Linked DNA regions of Homo sapiens: region 2 is linked to region 1. The links are chromatin contacts, found by Hi-C or POLR2A ChIA-PET in ENCODE. All regions are on one chromosome and are shown on one strand. The core of a region is the stretch at or near the end of the contact, and the rest is flanking DNA. Distances in the headings are between cores, read along the strand shown. Region 1 holds the start of SEPTIN3 (septin 3). Region 2 holds the start of CYP2D6 (cytochrome P450 family 2 subfamily D member 6 (gene/pseudogene)).

The links. Hi-C counts contacts between places; a loop is a spot of excess contacts on that map. ChIA-PET counts read pairs that join two places held with the same protein, here RNA polymerase II (POLR2A). Pooled maps may share reads with other maps.
Region 2: a loop to region 1 is called in a map with no recorded cell type, with 5 times the contacts of the local background. The contact joins the promoter of CYP2D6 here to the promoter of SEPTIN3 in region 1. A Hi-C loop is called at or near these places in 1 of 168 maps with a recorded cell type or tissue (psoas muscle), 3 of 37 single-sample maps with no recorded cell type and 4 of 50 pooled maps. POLR2A ChIA-PET finds 5 or more read pairs at or near these places in 2 of 52 experiments (WTC11 and activated T-cell).

What each region holds. Positions count from the first base shown.
Region 1 is chr22:41,966,876-41,971,155 of GRCh38, forward strand. It overlaps SEPTIN3 (septin 3), which reads left to right and starts at 2,568. Exons shown (of 12, transcript NM_001363845.2): 1 at 2,568-2,802.
Region 2 is chr22:42,129,560-42,133,839 of GRCh38, forward strand. It overlaps CYP2D6 (cytochrome P450 family 2 subfamily D member 6 (gene/pseudogene)), which reads right to left and starts at 1,251. Exons shown (of 9, transcript NM_000106.6): 1 at 1,053-1,251; 2 at 179-350. The coding sequence starts at 1,232. RefSeq lists promoters at 1,257-1,723, 1,310-2,842 and a cis regulatory region at 2,536-2,547.

The DNA.
Region 1 (4,280 bases), core at 1,318-3,817:
TGATCCCTATTTTAAAAGGCAACTGAGTCCCAGAAGCACAAGTTAATCTGATAGACGTTGCCTGGTGAATCGTTGGCCAAAGTGGGGAGAGAACCCAGGGCCACTGATTTCAGCCCAAGGCTGCTTATCTCACAGAGATCATGTAATCCAATGGGGCTGGGCCCAGGAAAGTCTCCCTTGCTCCAATCCGTCCAGGCAGAGCTGTGCCTCTCCTTCCCAGCACCCTCTGTTCTTCCTTAAGTCAGGCCAGTTCTCAGGGCCTCAAAGCATGGAAGCGCCAGATAGCTGCCCTCCCCCATCCACTGGGATCCCAGCACGTTGCCCTGGTAACCAGAGCCCAGCCAAGTTTGAGAACCTAAAGCTGTAAGGGGAGAGAAAGGATAAGAAGAGGGATAGGGGCTGGGCACGGTGGCTCATGCCTGTAATCCCAGCACTTTGGGAGGCCGAGGCAGGCGGATCACAAGGACAGGAGATCAAGACCATCCTGGCTAACACTGCGAAACCCCATCTCTACTAAAAATACAAAAAATTTAGGTGGGCGTGGTGGCGGGTGCTTGTAGTCCCAGCTACTCGGGAGGCTGAGGCAGGAGAATGGTGTGATGGTGTGAACCCGAGAGGCGGAGCTTGCAGTGAGTCGAGATGGCGTCACTGCACTCCAGCCTGGGTGACAGAGCGAGACTCTGTCTCAAAAAAAAAAAAAAAAAAAGAAGAGGGATGGGTGCTAGGCCCACACAATCACCATTCAATCATTCATTCATTCATTATTTCTTTCTAAAGAAATTTACCGGTTGGGCACGGTGGCTCATGCATGTAATCTCAGCACTTTGGGAGGCTGAGGCAGATGCATTACTTGAGGTCAGAAGTTTGAGACCAGCCTGGCCAACATGGTGAAACCCCGTCTCTACTAAAAATACAAAAATTAGCCAGGCGTGGTGGCACACACCTGTAATCCCAGCTACTTGGGAGGCTGAGGCAGGAGAATCCTGAGGCTTGAACCCGGGAGGCGGAGTTGCAGTGAGCTGAGATCCCGCCACTGCAGTCCAGCCTGGGTGACAGAGTGAGACTCTCAAGAAAAAGAAACTTACTGAAGCCAATTTTTGCCAGACCCTGGGGCCCAGAGAAGAAGATCCAGGACCTTCATAACTGAGCTTTCCACCCAGGCATGGTGGCTCACGACCGTAATCCCAGCACTTTGGGAGGTGGAGGTAGGAGTATTGCTTGAGCTCAGAAGTTCGAGACCAGCCTGAGCTACATAGGGAGACCCCCGTCTCTACAAAAAATAAAAACTTAGCTGGGCGTGGTGGTGCATGCCTGTGGTCCCAGCTACTCTGGAGGCAGAAGTGGGAGGATCACTTGTGCCCAAGAGGCTGCAGTGAGCCATGATGGCGCCACTGTCTTCCAGCCTGGGCGACAGAGTGAAACCCTGTTCAAAAAAACTAATAACAACAACAGCAACAACAAACGAAACAGAGCTGAGCTAATATGGTAGCCACAGATTAAAATAAACTAAAAAATCCAGTTCCTTGGTCACTGTAGACACATTTTAAGTGATCGGTAGCCATCTGTGGCTAGTGGCTACTGTACTGGACAGCACAGACATAGAACATTTCCATTATCACTGAAAGTTGTATTGCCCAGCGCAGCTCCAGAAGCTCACTCGCTAAAGAGAGAGACACACAGGAGAGCAGACCAGACAACACAGTGTTGTGTGGGCTGCAATGTCCTCCTCGGTAAAAAGCAGGTGATGAGGCGGAGATTAAAGGAGATGCCAGGAGAATGCTTAGCCTAGTTCCTGACTCAGGGTGAGTGCTCGGAGGACATCTGCCATCACCGTACAGGACAGTACTATAGGATCTGTTTACATACCTATCTTCCTAGCAGACTGTGAGCTCCGCCCAGCCCTGGCATGGTGCCGGGCACAGAGCAAGTGCTCAGGAAATAGTAGCTGTTATCAGCACCATTGTTATTATCACCACTGCTATGACAGAGGCAGCCGAGGGCTGTGGGAACACAGAAGAGGGCTCCCATCCCAGCCCCAGGGCCAGGGGCTGCTGAGAGTCGGCATTGCCAGAGCCAGGCTGGGTGGCTTTGTGGTCCCCTCAGGGGCAGGCCTAGGGCGGGGTCCTCTTCACACCCTTAGGGTCTGGGTACAGGGTCCAGCTGGAGCAAGCTGGGGCTCAGGGAATAGTTGTGGAAGGAGCTCTAGCCTCCAGGAACTCCAGCCCCCTTGAGGAAAGACCAGGTGAGTGGGCAAGATGGTCTGAGGGTTGCAGAGCTGAACAGGGCATGAAGGGCACAGAGGCAGAGCCAGAGGGAGACTCGCGCTGGGACTACCAGAGTGCAGCCATATTTGGAGTACCCCTGTTTTTACTGCAGACTCCCCAGGCATCAAAGTCTGTGGGAGACAGAGCAGATTTGGGGAGGGCAGGCTGCAGGGAACCTCCCTGCAGGTGGCCGTGAGTGCCAGCCTGGCCGTTACCAGCCTCCCATGGCTCTTCAGGATTCCAGAGGCTCAGAGCAGCCATTCACAGCCGCCCACTCCTAGGAAGCCAGCCCCTCCCTGCACCAGAGCCCAGCCCAGCACGGTCTCCGGGGATGTAGCTGGTGGGACAGTGAGCAGAGGGCTGGGCCCTGTGCCTGGGGACTGTGGCCTGGAGGCTGAGCAGGAGCTGAGGAGGGGACCAGAGGGACAAGGCCCCTAAGCTGGCCACCATGGCCAGACTCTGAGTGCAGGGGAGGTGAGGGGCCTGCGTGTGCCTTATCTTCCCAGACACACTGGATCCTTCTTGTCCTCTGATCAAGGTAGGTGTGTAGGGGGGTGGAAGGGTGTGGGGGTTTGTGGGGGTGGGAGGGTGGTGGGGGTGGGGTGGGGAAGGACCAAGCAATCCATGGAAGATGGGAGTGCAGTGAGGGGATGGGGAGTCGGGTGATGCCCTCGGACACCCTGTCCTCTGGCCTGCTCTGTGTGTGGGTGTGCACACTGAGGGGAGCTGTTTGTGGCTAAGTGCAGGGTAAACGTGTGTGCCCAAGTGGATGTGGCTGTGCAGGAGGGGGCAGAAGTTCAGGGCTGCAGTGATAGGCCAGGTGGGAAAGGGTTGGAGGCCAGGACAGTCTTGGATACAAATATATGGCTGGAGAGGGATGAGGGGCTGGGGGCACCATTGTGAGGGGTGATGCCTTCCCTGTCCGGTGCCCTGCCTTCCCCGTCCCTGCTGCAGACCTCAAGGACCTGGCTACATGATCACTCCCCTCCCCATGAGCCCTCTGGAACTGACTCCTCCCACCAGCCCTGGCCTTGTCCCCCAGCTGCAGGTCCCAGCCTGCTGTGTTAAAAGCAACCAAACCAACTTTTTTCTAGAGGGTGAGTTACTTGGAGTCCAGAGTAGCAGGGAGTGGCCCATCTACTAAGACCACAGCCAGAGTCCTGAGCTTCATCCTCGACACCTCTTTGTGCCCACTCCCTACCCTGGGCAGTCCCGCCACTTCTACCCCTGTGCAATGCAGCCTCCTCCAGCCCCAGCCCTAGCTCTGCCCCTTGCACAGCCCACGGAGCAGAGAGTTTCAACTATGTCCTCATGGGATCCTGGCTTCAATTCTGTTCCCATCTGATCCCTCTGTCACACTGCCCGAGTGGCCGTTCCCACCTACAGATCGGAATGGGTCACATTCCCTGGCCTAAACTTTGCTGTAGCCTGGCCTGGACCCCAGCTCACCTGCAGCCTTGGCTCTCCCCTCCCTGCTACATACAGCCTAGGAGCCCCATGTTGGATTTTCAGAAAGATGCCACACTTTCTCACCTTTGGGCCTTCTGTAGGAACAGCCCCAGCTCAGGTCTAGCCTCCCGCCTTTCTACCCCTAATGCTTAGCTTGGTGGAGCCCTGCCTACTTCCTTGCCTGGCATCCCTGGGCATGGCAGCCTCTTCAAGGGCGGGGACCATGGCTTGTTCACCAGATAAGCTCCTTCTGTGAACACTCACTGCCTCTCCATTTCCCATCCTCACCTTCTCCAGGGCTGGCTCTGTTTCTGACTCCAGCACTAGGCCAGCTCAGGGCTCTTTCTTGGTTCTGGGGCTCTAAGCCAAATTGGTCCTCTCTCATCCTGCCACCTGGACACCTGAGCTCCTATGTTGGCTGCTGTGGGTGGGAACCCACAGCCCTTTGGTTCTTTCTGGAAGAGAAAGGGAGAGACGTCTCCAGTAAGCACTGCCCTCCTCTGGAGTCCCTGAACATGTATGTGACCTCCATAGAGCTGTCCACAGAGACAGGGGCCACACTCAGGC
Region 2 (4,280 bases), core at 1-2,500, 160 kb after region 1:
GCCCCGCCCTCGTCCCCATGCTCACACCTCCCTAGTGCAGGTGGTTTCTTGGCCCGCTGTCCCCACTCGCTGGCCTGTTTCATGTCCACGACCCCGCGCCCTCTCTGCCCAGCTCGGACTACGGTCATCACCCACCCGGGTCCCACGGAAATCTGTCTCTGTCCCCACCGCTGCTTGCCTTGGGAACGCGGCCCGAAACCCAGGATCTGGGTGATGGGCACAGGCGGGCGGTCGGCGGTGTCCTCGCCGTGGGTCACCAGCGCCTCGCGCACGGCCGCCAGCCCATTGAGCACGACCACCGGCGTCCAGGCCAGCTGCAGGCTGAACACGTCCCCGAAGCGGCGCCGCAACTGCAGAGGGAGGGTCAGGGCCTCTTGTCAAGCCAGGATCACCCCAGACTACAGGTCCTAGTCCTATTTGAACCTTGGACGACCCCCGGGGCTACCAGGAGTGAGCAGGTGGAAGGAGGAGACCCAGCCTCCTGATCGTGGGGCGGGGGTGGGGGTCACACCTTCTGTGATGGAGGAACTCAGTTTGGATGCGTCACCCAGGTATGACCTTGCAAGAGTCACCAAAATTGCCGAGAGGCCCCAGTTAGCATCCCATTCCCAGATGATGGTCCATGCCGGTGAGCAGTGAGGCCCGAGGACCCACAGTGCAAAAGGTTTGAACCGGGTCACTGCACCCCCTTCATCCTCGATTTCGTGATTTAAACGGCACTCAGGACTAACTCATCTTCCATTCCCAAGGCCTTTCCTTCTGGTGTCAGCAGAAGGGACTTTGTACTCCATAACATATGTTGCCCAATGGGCTTGCATGCCCACTGCCAAGTCCAGCTCCACCTCCAGGCCCTTGCCCTACTCTTCCTTGGCCTTTGGAAAATCCAGTCCTTCATGCCATGTATAAATGCCCTTCTCCAGGACGTCCCCCAAACCTGCTTCCCCTTCTCAGCCTGGCTTCTGGTCCAGCCTGTGGTTTCACCCACCATCCATGTTTGCTTCTGGTAGGGGAGCCTCAGCACCTCTGCCGCCCTCCAGGACCTCCTCCCTCACCTGGTCGAAGCAGTATGGTGTGTTCTGGAAGTCCACATGCAGCAGGTTGCCCAGCCCGGGCAGTGGCAGGGGGCCTGGTGGGTAGCGTGCAGCCCAGCGTTGGCGCCGGTGCATCAGGTCCACCAGGAGCAGGAAGATGGCCACTATCACGGCCAGGGGCACCAGTGCTTCTAGCCCCATACCTGCCTCACTACCAAATGGGCTCCTCTGGACACACCTGGCACCCCCACCCCACCAGGCACAGAGGACCAGGCAGGACACTCTCAGCACACCGAGCGCGTGACCCTTCCCTTATAAAGGGAGCTGATGATGGCCTTTGCCCTCTGCTGTGAGTGAACCTGCTGTGTTGACTGTGCTGCCAGTGGCAGAGTCAGGCCAGGGCGGGTATGGGCTGCTCCAGAGGTTCTTGCCCCTGCTTCCTGCTCCAGGCCCTTACCCAGGGTAGGCCGGTGGAGGGGCCTGGTCGGAGAAGTCACCCCCTCTCCCCACTCCAAGCTCCTGAAGCCTGCAAAGCCTTCTGGGATAACCAGGGTTTCAGTGGACCCGGCCATCCACCTCCCAGCTAGGCTCATACACCCTAATGTAGTCACAACCCCTCCTCCAGAACATGGCCTTGCCCTTTCCCTACCCCCACCTGCCCACTCCAGAGTGACCTTCAGCACCCTTATCTGTCACTGGCACTTACCTGGGGCCTTAGAGCTCCTGATGATGAGTGGCATCATGGGCCTGGTCCCTTCACTTCACCTTGCACTCTTGACATGCACAGACGCTATGCACACACCTGATGGTGCACAGATCTCTTGTCCACTCCCAGACACTTGTCCACTTGTTCACACTTGCAGGGACACGATTACACACGCAGAAAATCACCCACACAAAGACAATATTCACACATACACAGACTCACACTGACACTTAGGGCACACATTCTCTCTCACACACACCAGTCACACACACATACAGACCCGGCACCAAGTACCCCACTTCCCAGCCATGCCGGAGGTTTCCTGGATGGGACCACTCCTGTCCAGAGGCTGCTCCCAGCCCAGCCCACATTCCTGGGCTCTGGCCGGGCTATGGCTTCTTGTTTGCAACAGGGCTGTTCCCAGAGCTCCCAGTTGGTAGCCGGAAGGCCCTTGCCCCAGCCTGTGACAACATCCTCCCGGGCTGCCTGAGGGTCGTCCTCCTCCACTGCTTTCTGGCCTCCATGTTTCTGATTAGAAATCTGGTGGGAACGTTATGGAGGATCCTTTGTTCAGGATATGTTGCTTTATTTTTTTTTTCTTTAGACAGGGTCTCACTCTGTTGCCCAGGCCGGAGTGCAGTGGCAGGATCATGGCTCACTGCAGTCTCGACATCAAGTGGACCCCCTGCCTCCCAAGTAGCTGGGACTACAGGCACCACCCAGCCTAATTCTTTTTTTTTTTTTTTTTTTTTTGGAGACGGAGATTTCCTCTTGTTGCCCAGGCTGGTGGCTCCCCTCCATTGTGCAATGATGCAATCTCGGCTCACTACAACCTTCACCTCTAGGCTTCAAGCAATTCTCCTGCCTCAGCCTCCTAAGTAGCTGGGATTACAGGTGTGTGCCACCACGTCTAGCTTTTTGTATTTTCAGTAGAGATAGGGTTTCACCATGTTGGCCAGGCTAGTCTTGAACTCCTGACTTCAGGTGATCCACCCACCTCAGGCTCCCAAAGTGCTGGGATTATAGGCATGAGCCACCGCACCCAATCCCAGCTAATTTTGTATTTTTTGTAGAGACCGGGTTCTTCCAAGTTGTCCAGGCTGGTCTTGAATTCCTGGGGTGAAGCGATCCTCCCACCTGGGCCTCCCAAAGTGCTGGGATTACAGGCCTGAGCCACTGTGACTACCTGATACGTCTCTTCTCTCTTGCTGCTTTCAAAATCCTGTCTTTTGTGGGAGGGCAGCTGCCGAGCTCTGGACTTCTACGGGATCATCCACTGAGGACAGGAGGACCGGGCCCTCTACAGGTGGATTGTATGGCAGCTGCCATGCTTGGAGCCAGTGCTCACCGAGCACGTGGCGGCTGTGGAGCTGGACGCGGGGTTGATAAGTCCGCTGGGGGTGACGGGCTCATCCATGAGTGGTACTTGATGTGGCTGCAGAAGGCGGATGTGGTGGTGGCAGAAGTGACACAACTGTCCCTGGGTATAGGCTATGATCTGTGCCAGGCCACAGCCCTCAATAAGTGAATCCTGTGCCTGCTCCAGCCGCAGTCTGGTGGAGTGCTGTCGGCCATGATCTGGGAAGAGGCAGATGGCTCTGGGTTCCAGGTGTGGGACTACGGAGAGGGACAGGTGGAGGCCCTGCTGCATGGATAGGTTGAGGCTGATCCTCCCGAGCAGGTTGCCTCCCCTAACCCAACCATTGGACCTAATCCCATTTTATTAAATTCTTCTCATCCCAGACACTGCTCTAGTACCAGTCCTGGCTCTTTGCCCCAGGAGCAAATTAAAAGGTACATTTAAAATTCTAAAAAAAGAAAAATCTGTCTTTTGACAGTGATTATGATGATGCGTATGGCTGAAGATCTCTTTGAGTTTACCCTACTTGGAGTTTGATGAGCTTTTTGGATGTACAGATTAATATTTTTCATCAGATTTGGGAGGTTTTTCAGCCATTAATTCTTCAACTATTCCTTTACTCCTTTCTCCCTGTCTTCTTTCCTGGGACTCCCATTGCGTGTATGTCGGAAAGCTTGACGGCGTCTCCAGGTCTCTGGATCTCTGTGCATTGCTCTTCATGCTTGTTCCTGTTCCTCAGAGGGTACTACCTCAGGTGGCCTCTCTCCATAGTCACAGGCTCTTTCTTCCAATTGTTCCAATCTGCTCTTGGGCCCCTGGGATGAATTTTCATTTATTTTACCCTACAACTCCAGAATTTTTATTTGGTTCCTTTTTAAACTTTTTTTTTGTTTTTTGTTTTGTTTTGTTTTTTGGAGTATCGCTCTGTCACCCAGGCTGTAGTGCAGTGGTGCAATCTCGGCTCACTGCAATCTCTGCCTCTCGGGTTCAAGCGATTCTCCTGCCTCAGCCTCCCGAGTAGCTGGGATTACAGGCACGTGCCACCACGCCCGGCTAATTTTTGTATTTTAAGTAGAGACGGGGTTTCACCATGTTGGCCAGGCTGGTCTCAATCTCTTGACCTCATGATATGCCCGCCTCAGCCTCCCAAAGTGCTGGGATTATAGGCATGAGCCACCATGCC